Linked DNA regions of Homo sapiens: region 1 is linked to region 2. Evidence: read pairs that join two places in POLR2A ChIA-PET (ENCODE). Cell type or tissue: K562. All regions are shown on one strand. Each heading gives the region's core, and the rest is flanking DNA. Links, peaks and the distances in the headings are about the cores only. Region 1 has its middle 23 kb from the start of ITGB1BP2. Region 2 has its middle 68 kb from the start of SNX12.

Region 1 (5,380 bases), core at 102-5,101, 320 kb before region 2:
TCAAACTCCTGAGCTCAGGCAATCCACCTGACTCGGCCTCCCGAAGTGCTGAGATTACAGGTGTGAGCCACTGCACCCAGCCTCTCTCCTATCTGTTCTTTGCCATTCCAGTTTAGGTCCTGCATTCAACAAATATTTATTAATCACACATGCTAGGCAATTTTAGTTGCTGGGAAGAGTGCACTAAGATAGACTTATATTCTAGTGAAAGAGAAACAATGTACATGTAAACAAGTAATTATGCAATACAATTGCTAACATATGTTTACCCTGTACCAGGCACTGGGCTAGGGGCTTTGGATGTGTTAACTCATTTAATACTCCTAATGACTCCATGATATAAGCACTGTTATCATCCCCATTTTACAATTGGGGAAACTGAAGCATAGAGCTCTTAAGTAGTTGAAGATCATATAGCTAGTAAGTAGAGAGACAAAATTTAAATCCAGGCATCCTGCTGCTATAGTTTGCCCTTTCAACAATCATGTTCTATTGCTTCTCATGTAAGGAAACTTCAGTCAATAAGGGCTATGGAAAAAATCAAACAGGGTAATGTGATAGTCACTGAGACAGTAGGTGCTAATTTAGAGAATCTTATAAGTAAAATATTTATTCAGAAACAGAATGCTTATTCCTCGGTACTGCAAGGAAAAATCAGCATTCAGACAAAAAGTTTTCGCAGCAAGGCAATTTTACTTTCTACAGAAAGGGTGCTCCTCACAGATGGAACAATGCAGAAATTTTACTTTCTGCAGAAAGTAAAATTGCCTTGCTGAGAAAACTTTTTGTCTGAATGCTAATTTTTCCTTGTGGTACCGAGGAACAAGCATTCTGTTTCTGAATAAACATTTTACTTATAACAAGAAGATGGTCAAAAAAGGCATTTCTGAGAGGTTTTATTTATTATTATTACATATTTTTTTGAGACGGAGTTTCACTCTTGTTGCCCAGGCTGGAGTGCAATGACACAGTCTTGGTTGACTGCAACCTCCACCTCTGTGGTTCAAGAGATTATCCTGCCTCAGCCTCCTGAGTAGCTGGGATTACAGGCATGCACCACCATGCCTGGCTCATTTTGTATTTTTAGTAGAGACGGGGTTTCTCCATGTTGGTCAGGCTGGTCTCGAAATTCCAACCTCAGGTGATCTGCCCACCTTGGCCTCCCAAAGTGCTGGGATTACAGGCGTGAGCCATCACGCCCAGCCCTATTTATTTACAGACAGGTTCTCACTCTGTTGCCCAGACTGTAGTGCAGTGGTGCCATCTTGGCTCCCTACAGCTTCCATGCCCTGGGCTCAAGTGATCCTCCTGCCTCAGCCCCCTGAGTAGCTGGGACTACAGGTGCACACTATCATACCTGGCTAATTTTTGTATTTTTTTGTAGAGACAAGTTTTTGCCATGTTCCTCAGGCTGGTCTCAAACTCCTGGACTCAAGGGATCCTCCTGCCTCAGCCTCATAAAGTGTTGAAATTACAGGTGTGTGCTACCACACCTGGCCTTTTTTTTTTTTTTAATTTTAAAAAATAATGGCCAGAGGCGGTGGCTCACGTCTGTAATCCCAGCACTTTGGGAGGCCGAGGTAGGTGGATCACCTGAAGTCAAGAGTTCAAGACCAGCCTGGCCAACATGGTGAAACCCCATCTCTACTAAAAATACAAAAAATTAGCTGGGCATGGTGGCGGGCGCCTGTAATCCCAGCTACTCAGGAGGTTGAGGCAGGAGAATCACTTGAACCCAGGAGGCAGAGGTTGCAGTGAGCCAAGATCAGGCCACTGCACTCCAGCCTGGACAACAAGAGCGAAACTCCATCTCAAAAAAAAAAAAATCATTTTAGGCTGGGCATGGTGGCTCATGCCTGTAATCCCAGCACTTTGGGAGGCCAAGGTGGGCAGATCACTTGAGGTCAGGAGTTCAACACCAGCCTGGCCAACATGGTGAAACCCCATCTCTACTAAAAATACAAAAATTAGCCAGGCATGGTGGCACATGCCTGTAGTCCCAGGTACTTGGGAGGCTGAGGCAGAATTGCTTGAACCCGGGAGGCGGAGGTTGCAGTGAGCTGAGATCGCACCACTGAACTCCAGCCTGGGCGACAGAGCGATAATCCATCTCAAAACAAAACAAAACAAAACAAAACAAAACAAAAAGTTGTTAATGCTCACTACCTATATCTATTTGTTGAGAATTAAAAATTGTTATATTCTATTATTTTTCTTTTTATTCATTGGAATAGTTGTGTAACAACATGTCCTCTCATCTACTATTTTGTTACCCAGTTCACCTAGGAAAGGCAGGATAAATGTTTGATTTTTTTTCCCCTTCATTGACCAGTTTTCAAGATAATTAATCAGTTCCCATCATGAGAGATGATGTTTGAGCTAAGACCTGAATGAAGAGCCAGCTATTCAAATATCTGGAGGAAGAGGCCAGGGGTGGTGGCTCGTGCCTGTAATCCTAGCACTTTGGGAGGTGGGCAGATCGCTTGAGCTCAGGAGTTTGAGACCAGCCTGGGCAATGTGGCGAAACTCTGTCTCTACAAAAAATACAAAAATTAGCTGGGCATGGTGGTGCATGCCTATAGTCTCAGCTGCTTGGAGAGCTGAGGCGGGAGGATCGCTTGAACCTGGCAGTTTGAGACTGCAGTGAGCTGTGATCACACCACAGCACTCCAGCCGGGGCAACACAGTGAGACCCTGTCTCAAAAAAAAAAAAAAAAAAAACAGGCGCAGTGGCTCACGCCTGTAATCGCCTGTAATTCTAGCACCTTGGGAGCCTGAGGTGGGTGGATCATTTGAGGTTAGGCGCTCGAGACCTGCCTGGACAATATGGTGAAACCCTGTCTCTACTAAAAATACAAAAATTAGCTGGGTGTGGTGGCAGGCACCTGTAATCCCAGCTACTTGGGAGGATGAGGCAGGAGAATCACTTGAACCAGGGAGGTGGAGGTTGCAGTGAGCTGGGATTGTACCACTGCACTCCAGCCTGGGGGACAGAGCAAAACTCCTTCTCAAAAAAAAAAGATCTGGAGTAAGAGAATTCCAGCTGGAAGGCCGGGCACGGTGGCTCATGCCTATAATCCCAGCACTTTGGGAGGCCGAGGCGGGCAGATCACCTGAGATCAAGATTTCGAGACCAGCCTGACCAACATGGAGAAACTCTGTTTCTACTAAAAATACAAAATTAGTCGGGCATGGTGGTGCTTGCCTGTAATCCCAGCTACTCAGGAGGCTGAGACAGGAGAGTAGCTTGAACCCAGGAGGTGGAGGTTGCAGTGAGCCAAGATCGCACCATTGCACTCTAGCCTGGGCAACAAGAGCAAAACTCCATCTCAAAAAAAAAAATAGAGAATTCCAGCTGGGCGCAGTGGCTCACGACTGTAATCCCAACACTGAGAGGCTGAGGTAGGCAAATTGCTTGAGCCCAGGAGTTCCAAGACCAGCTTGGCCAACATGGCGAAACCATGTCTCTACAAAAAAATTAGCTGGGCATGGTGGCGTGCATCTGTGGTCTCAGCTACTTGGGAGGCTGAGGTGGGAGGATCACCTGTGTCCGGGAGGTGGAGGCTACAGTGAGCTAAGATCACCACTGCACTCCAGCCAGGGTAACAGAGCGCGAACCTGTCAAAAAAACAAAAAAAGAGAGAGAGAGAGAATTCCAGGCAGGAGTATCAGATAGTGCAGACGAACTGAGGAAGGAGTGAGCTGTATACGTTCAGGGAATACAGAAGACCAGCATGGCCACATTACTTTCACTCCTACCTTTGGAACTATCTCTTAAATCCATTACCCCCTGTTCCATTTTTCCTACCATACCGTTAATCTGGAGTCTCATCTTTCTCCCTTGGACCACTGCAATTACCTTCAACTCATTTCAGTGCCTCCAAGCTTCTCTCTCACCCTACCCAGTTAACCCCTTGGTCACTGAAAGCTTTTAACTCTGTATAGTTTCTTTGGTGAGAATGCATTTATAATTTTACAACAGATGTCACTGGCAAAATAAGATTCATTTAATAGAGGGGAGTGTTTGCTGAAAAAGTATTGCTGGACATCAAAGAATATAGGCTTTGAATTTCATGACATGCAGTAAAAAAAAAAAAAAAGAATATGGGTTTTGTAGTCAGACCTGGATTTAAGTCCCTGCTCTGACACTTGCCAGCTGTGTGACCTAAGGAAAATCATATAACATCCCAGGGATTGTTTCCTCATCTATTAAAAAAAATAGTAATAGGCCAGGCGTGGTGGCTCACGCCTGTAATCCCAGCACTTTGGGAGACTGAGGTAGGTGGATCACCTGAGGTCAGGAGTTCAAGACCAGCCTGGCCAACATGGGGAAACCCCATCTCTACTAAAAAATACAAAAATTAGCCAGTCATGGTGGCACATGCCTGTAGTTCCAGCTATTCGGGAGGCTGAGGCAGGAGAATTGCTTGAGCCCGGGAGTAGAGACTGCAGTGAGCTGATGTCATGCTACCACAATCCTGCCTGGGAGACAGAGCGAGACTCCCAGGCTATCCCGAGATATCTTACATTGATATAAGCCTTTTCCAAATAACTTTTATTTATTTATTTATTTATTGAGACGGAGTCTCACTCTGTTGCCCAGGCTGGAGTGCAGTGGTGCAATGATCGTGGCTCACTGCAACCTCCACGTCCTGGGTTCAAGTGATTCTCCTGCCTCAGCCTCCCGAGTAGCTGGAACCACAGGTGCATGCCACCACGTCTGGCTAATTTTTGTATTTTTAGTAGAGACGAGGTTTTGCCATGTTGGCCAGGCTGTTTTTGAACTCCTGACCTCAGGTGATCTGCCTGCTTCAGCCTCCCAAAGTGCTGGGATTATAGGTGTGAACCACCACACTGGGCCCCAAATAACTTTTGCATCTCTGATCACCTGCTCTCTAACCTCACTGAGATGCCTAGGTAATCCACCTCTCAATTCATCCAGATGAAGTAATTATCTCCCAGTTGTAGTAGTTTTCTCTCCTACACTCCATGAACTGCCACTCCAATGTTACTGTCTCTGAGACCTCTGCCTCCATTATCCTCTTTCTTCCTTTCTGCTCCCAAAGTCCCAGAAACTGCTAGAGGGAGAACGAAGTAGACAAATATAAATTCATGCTGTCCAATTTCAACTTGGCCCTTGCAGCTGCTCAGCAACCCTTTTATTTGTCTCATACATTCCCTGGCACTCTCCCACAGAGGCTGTTCCAGACCTTCCTCTTTCTCTTCAAACTACAAATTCCAGTCTCCCTCCTTCTACTTCTAAAAACTTCATATTAGACAGTTTCATTACATTAACTATCCCTCCTGCAACAAATCAGTATCTTTCTCCCTCCCAGCTCAATCCTCTAGACATCCAGTTCCATTCCTGGGAAAGCAATAA
Region 2 (5,380 bases), core at 192-5,191:
AAAGGTGGGAAAAAGCCCCTTATAAAACCATCAGATCTCATGAGAACTCACTCACCATCATGAGAACAGGATGGGGGAAACCGTCCCCCCGATTCAATTATCTCCACCTGGTCTCTCCCAGGACATATGGGGATTATGGGAACTACAATTCAAGATGAGATTTGGATGAGGACACAGCCCAACCATGTCAGACACAGTCAGAAGAAGAAAAAGCAAGGCAACAAACAAAAGGCTACTTACTGCCAAAGAGAAGTTTCAAAATTCATTTATATAGTGAACATTTATTGAGCACTTATAATGTGCTAAACACACTGAGATACAAAGATTGGTTAAGTCTTTCTTTTCTTTCTTTCTTTCTTTCTTCCTTTCTTCTTTCTTTTCCTTCCTTCCTTCTTTCCTTCCTTCTTTTCTTTCTTTCTTCCTTCCTTCTTTCCTTCCTTCTTTTCTTTCTTTCTTTCTTCCCTCCCTCCCTCCCTCCCTCCCTCCCTCCCTCCCTTCCTTCCTTCCTTCCTTCCTTCCTCTCTTTCTTTCTTTTGAGACCAATCTCACTCTTATTGCCCAGGCTGGAGTGCAGGGGCACCATCATAGCTCACTACAGACTCGAACTCCTAGGCTCAAGCAGTCCTCCCACCTCAGCCTCCCGAGTAGCTGGGACTACAGGCACACACCACCATGCCCGGCTGCAATATTTTATTTCTATCACCATGTATCTTACATCTAGTGGGGGATGATATTGTGTAAACAGAAATATTACATTCTAGTGTGGTAACTGCCATTGCAGAGTGGTGAACAGAGTGCTATGGGAACACAGAGAACAGAACAATCAACTATGTTTAATACACATTGCCTGTAGCATAGTGGTTAAAAGTTCAGGTTTTGAAGACCTATATTTAAATCCCACCATTTACTAGATGACAATGCTATTTAGCCCCTTTAAATCTCAGCTTTTTCATCTGTAAAATGATAATAGTAGTTATAGAATTGATTGAGGATTAAAATAAGCTAATGAACATAAATTGTTTAGCAAAACTCCTTGATAAATAATAGCTAGTTTGTCTTTCCCAAGAAGACACATACTAAAGGATGAGTAGGACATTGTCAGGTGAGGAAGAAAGAAAAGGACATTCTAAGAGGACAGGATACAATGTGTGAAGACATGGAGACATTATAGGGCCTGCTGTGTTTGTGGAATGGTGAGAAGCTTAGCATGCAGGAGTTTGGGGGTGGAGTAGAGCGTGAGGCTAACAACCTGGACTGAATCCTAACATGCTAGACCAAGGAGTTGTGTTTTATCCTGTAGGCACCGAGGAGTCAAAAGAGTGAGTTTTGTTTTGTAAAGATCATTTCGAAAGTAGTGTGGAAGTTGAACAGGTGTAGAATGGAGAGAGATTGGTGGCAGGACTACTTAGCAGACGTAATAGTCCAAGCTGGACATTATGAGAGTCTGAACCAAGATCGAGGCAGTATGGGGGAAAGGCTAGGCTTGACAGAATGATATTTATGAGTTAAAATCAACAGGACTGTATGCTGATTGATTAGATGTGCAGCGTTAGGGAGAAGGGATAATTAAGGCAAAAGCAAAAGCTTCTAGCTTAGGAACATGGCTTGCGATTGTGAATGAGAATGTAATTCAAGAATTTAGTAAATTGTGGCAGTAGAGAAGGTAAGTCTGATTTTAGACTAGTGGAGCTTAGGGTACCTCTTTGTAACCTGTAGGTAAAGATGCTTAATTGTAATTTGGAAATACAAATCTAGAGCTTAAGCAAGAGTTCGAGGCTATTATTAAAAATTTCCATGGATGAAATTGGAAATCATCATTCTCAGTAAACTATCGCAAGGACAAAAAACCAAACACTGCATGTTCTCACTCATAGATGGGAATTGAACAATGAGAACACATGGACACAGGAAGGGGAACATCACACTCTGGGGACTGTTGTGGGGTCGGGGGAGAGGGGAGGGATAGCATTAGGAGATATACCTAATGTTAAATGACGAGTTAATGGGTGCAGCACACCAGCATGGCACATGTATACATATGTAACTAACCTGCACATTGTGCACATGTACCCTAAAACTTAAAGTATATATATAAAAAAAAAAAAGAATAAAGCAACTTAGATTTAACTGTAAAAAAAATTTTGCAATCTGTCATTGTATAGATGATAGTTGAAGCTGTGTAAGTAGATAAACTTTGTTCCAGGTGGTGTAAGAAGATAAGAGACTAGGACATAACCCTAGGGAATCCCAATGAATAAGTGTTGAACAGAAGAGGGAAGTCTGAAAGGGAAAGGTAAGAAAAAAAAATGAAGAGACAGTAGTGTCATTTCTTCCCATTTCACTCCTTTCTTCCCAGAGGCCAAGAAGAACTTCTGGGAAATAAGAGCAACCAATCGCCTTAGGCTGTATAAATATGGGCCAATAAGTTCAGCAACTAGGAAGCTTTCCTTTAAAGTTTGTTGGAGTCACGGCAGAAGGCAGACTGCAGCAAATTGAACAAATGGACAGGGCGAAAGGACAGTGGTTGTAGATTAATTGTTCCAGAAATCTGGCTATGAAAGGAAGGAGGTAGAAAGGATGGTAGTTTGTAACGAGATAGGGGAGAAATAGTGTTTTAACTTTGTTTTAGAATGGGGAAACGTTAAGCCTGTCTGTAGGTATATAAGAAAATGTGGAAAATAGAAGAGAAAGGGGATATTTGATGGAATCAGAGTCTAGAGAGACAATCTTCCTTGTAGATTCTTTTGGTGACCACCACTTGTAAGTTGATTTAGGATGTTCAGAGTGTGGAACAAAGCCAGAGAAGAATCGAGAGGGAGTGAGACACAAAAGAACAAAGCTTGGAGTCCTGTTCATTACTTCCTTTTATGTTCTAGAGAATGCTTATCATAGAGAACAATCAGTCTTTCTCTGGGTCTCCATTTACCCTGTTACTTTGCCCTAGAAGATGTTATTCATTTCCCTGACTGAAACAGATGGTAGAAAATGCAACTCAGCTTACTTACTGTTAAAACAAACCATCTTTTTGGACTTTTATTATTTGGAATTTTCTTATAATAGTTATATTTATTTTAGAAATTTTAGATAATACAGATAAAAAATAAAAGAAAACTGGCAGCCCTACTCCCCAGGAATAATCAATATTAACATTTTGGTATATATTCTTTCAGTCTTTTTTCCCTTATCTGTAATAGGAGGAAAATATGCAAATAGCCAACCCCCATGGAACCACTTCCATAAGGCTTCTGTCAGATTCCAAATGTTCCCAAGGCTTCTATAGTACTTATGTAACAAGCCACACAGTGGATTGATTACTGTTAATGTATGTCCTCTGGGAGTTGCCAAGGAGGCTCACACTTTCAATTACTGTACATCCCAGATTTGAAAGCATATCCCTAACTATTTGTCTTAAGGATTTTAATTTTTTTCTTTCTTGCTACTGGATATAAGTGTCTAACAATTCTCACTGGGAATTGATTAGTGAGTAGGTATTGTCAGGTAACATGATTAATGCTGTAATAAGTATATAGGAAACTAAGAACTCAGAAAAAGAATTACTCATTGAAATTTTAATAATAACTGTCATTTAAGAGATGAGATTAACTATGTGGAGAAGTGGTTTACAACTGTGTTGCTAATGAAAACATAGGAAATAACCAAGTTAATCAAAGTGCAACTTTAGAACTGGGTGGTAACTTAAAAAAGCATTTCTGCCCTCCCTCAGCTGCAGGCATCTCGGCACAGAGACAGAGAGAGAGAGAGAGAGAGAGAGAGAAGAGAGAGAGAGAGAGAGACTCTGTTTGTTTGGGTAAAAGTAAGGGCAGAGAAAAAAAGTTTCTGTCTGGTAATCCAGAGAATTCTTTCGGATCTGATCCAAGACCACCAAGGCAGTACCTCAATGAGTCTGCAAGAGCCACAGTGTTACTGAGCTTGGGGTGCCCCCTAACGTAGATGTGACTACAGTGACCAAAAACTTAGATCACAACACCCAAAGTCCCTTCGAATACCTGGAAAGTTTCCCAAGAAGGACGGGTATGAACAAGCCCAGACTACAAAGACTACTAAACACCTAACATTTCAATACTTAGACACTGACGAACATGCACAAGCACGAAGACCATTTAGGAAAACATGATCTTCCCAAATGAACTAAATAAGGCACCAAGGACCAAGCCTGGAGAGACAGAGATATGTGATCTTTCGGACAGAGAATTTGAAATAGCTGTTTTGAAGAAACTCAAGAAAATTCAAGATAACACAGATAAGGAATTCAGAATCCTATCAGATAAATTTAACACAGAGATTTAAATAATTAAAAAGTATCAAGCAGAAATTCTGGTGTTAAAAAATGTAATTGACACACTGAAGAATGAATCAGAGTTTCTTAATTGCAGAATTGATCAAGCAGAAGAAAGAATTAATGAGCTTGAAGACAGGCCATTTGAAAATACATGGCCAGGCATAGTAGCTTATGTCTGTAATCCCAGCACTTCGGGAGGCTGAAGCAGGAGGATCACTTGAGCCCAGGAGTTTAAGACCAGCCTGGGCAACATAACAAGGCATCATTTCTATAAAAAATTTTTTTTTAATTAGCTGGGTATGGTGGCATGTGTGCCTGTAGTCTTAGCTACTCAGGAGGCTGAGGCAGGAGGATCACTTGAATCTAGGAGTTCAAGGCTGCAATGAGCTATGATTGTGCCACTGCACGACAGCCTGGGTGAAAGAGCAAGACCTTGGAAAAAAAAACCCACAGTCAGAGGAGACCAAAGAAAAAATAATAAAAAAGAATGAAGCACTCTTACAAGATCTAGAAAATAGCCTCAAAAGGGCAAGTCTAAGAGTTATTGGCCATAAAGAGATGGGAGAGAGAGATAGGGGTGGAAAGTTTATTTAAAGGGACAATAACAGAGAACTTCCCAAACCTAGAGAAAGTTATCAATACTTGAATTCAAGAGAGTTATAGAACAGCAAGTAGATTGAACTGAAATAAGACTATGATTTAATAATCAAACTTCCGAAGGTCAAGAATAAGAAAGGATCCAGGCTGGGCACAGTGGCTCATGCCTGTAATCCCAACACTCTGGGAGGCCAAGGTGGGTGGGTCACTTGAGGCCAGGAGTTCGAGACCAGCCTGGCTAACATGGTGAAACCCTGTCTCTACTAAAAATTAAAAAAAATATTAGCCAGGCATGGTGCCCTCCCCCTGCAGTCCCAGCTATTCAGGAGGCTGAAGCATGAGAATTGCTAGAACCTGGGAGGTGGAGGTTGCAGTGAGCTGAGACTGTGCCACTGCACTCCCTCTGTCTGGGTGACAGAGGGAGCCTCTGCCTCAAAAAATAATAATAATAAAATAAAAATAAAAGATACCAAAAGCAGCAAG

Evidence for each region. Peaks named below come from ENCODE experiments on the same cell type or tissue, not always from the same donor. Only the 100,000 strongest peaks of a DNase experiment are listed, where the experiment ranks them.
Region 1: POLR2A ChIA-PET joins it to region 2 with 5 read pairs; 3 of 35 experiments call an interaction of 5 or more read pairs at or near these places.

The regions. Positions count from the first base shown.
Region 1 is chrX:71,321,906-71,327,285 of GRCh38, reverse strand. No RefSeq gene overlaps it. Among named protein-coding and RNA genes, the nearest start is that of ITGB1BP2, 23 kb to the right of the region's middle. In K562, for the core only: no CTCF peak of the experiment used is centred there; no DNase peak of the experiment used is centred there.
Region 2 is chrX:70,997,219-71,002,598 of GRCh38, reverse strand. No RefSeq gene overlaps it. Among named protein-coding and RNA genes, the nearest start is that of SNX12, 68 kb to the left of the region's middle. In K562, for the core only: a CTCF peak has its summit at 3,935; a DNase peak (open chromatin) is centred at 2,238.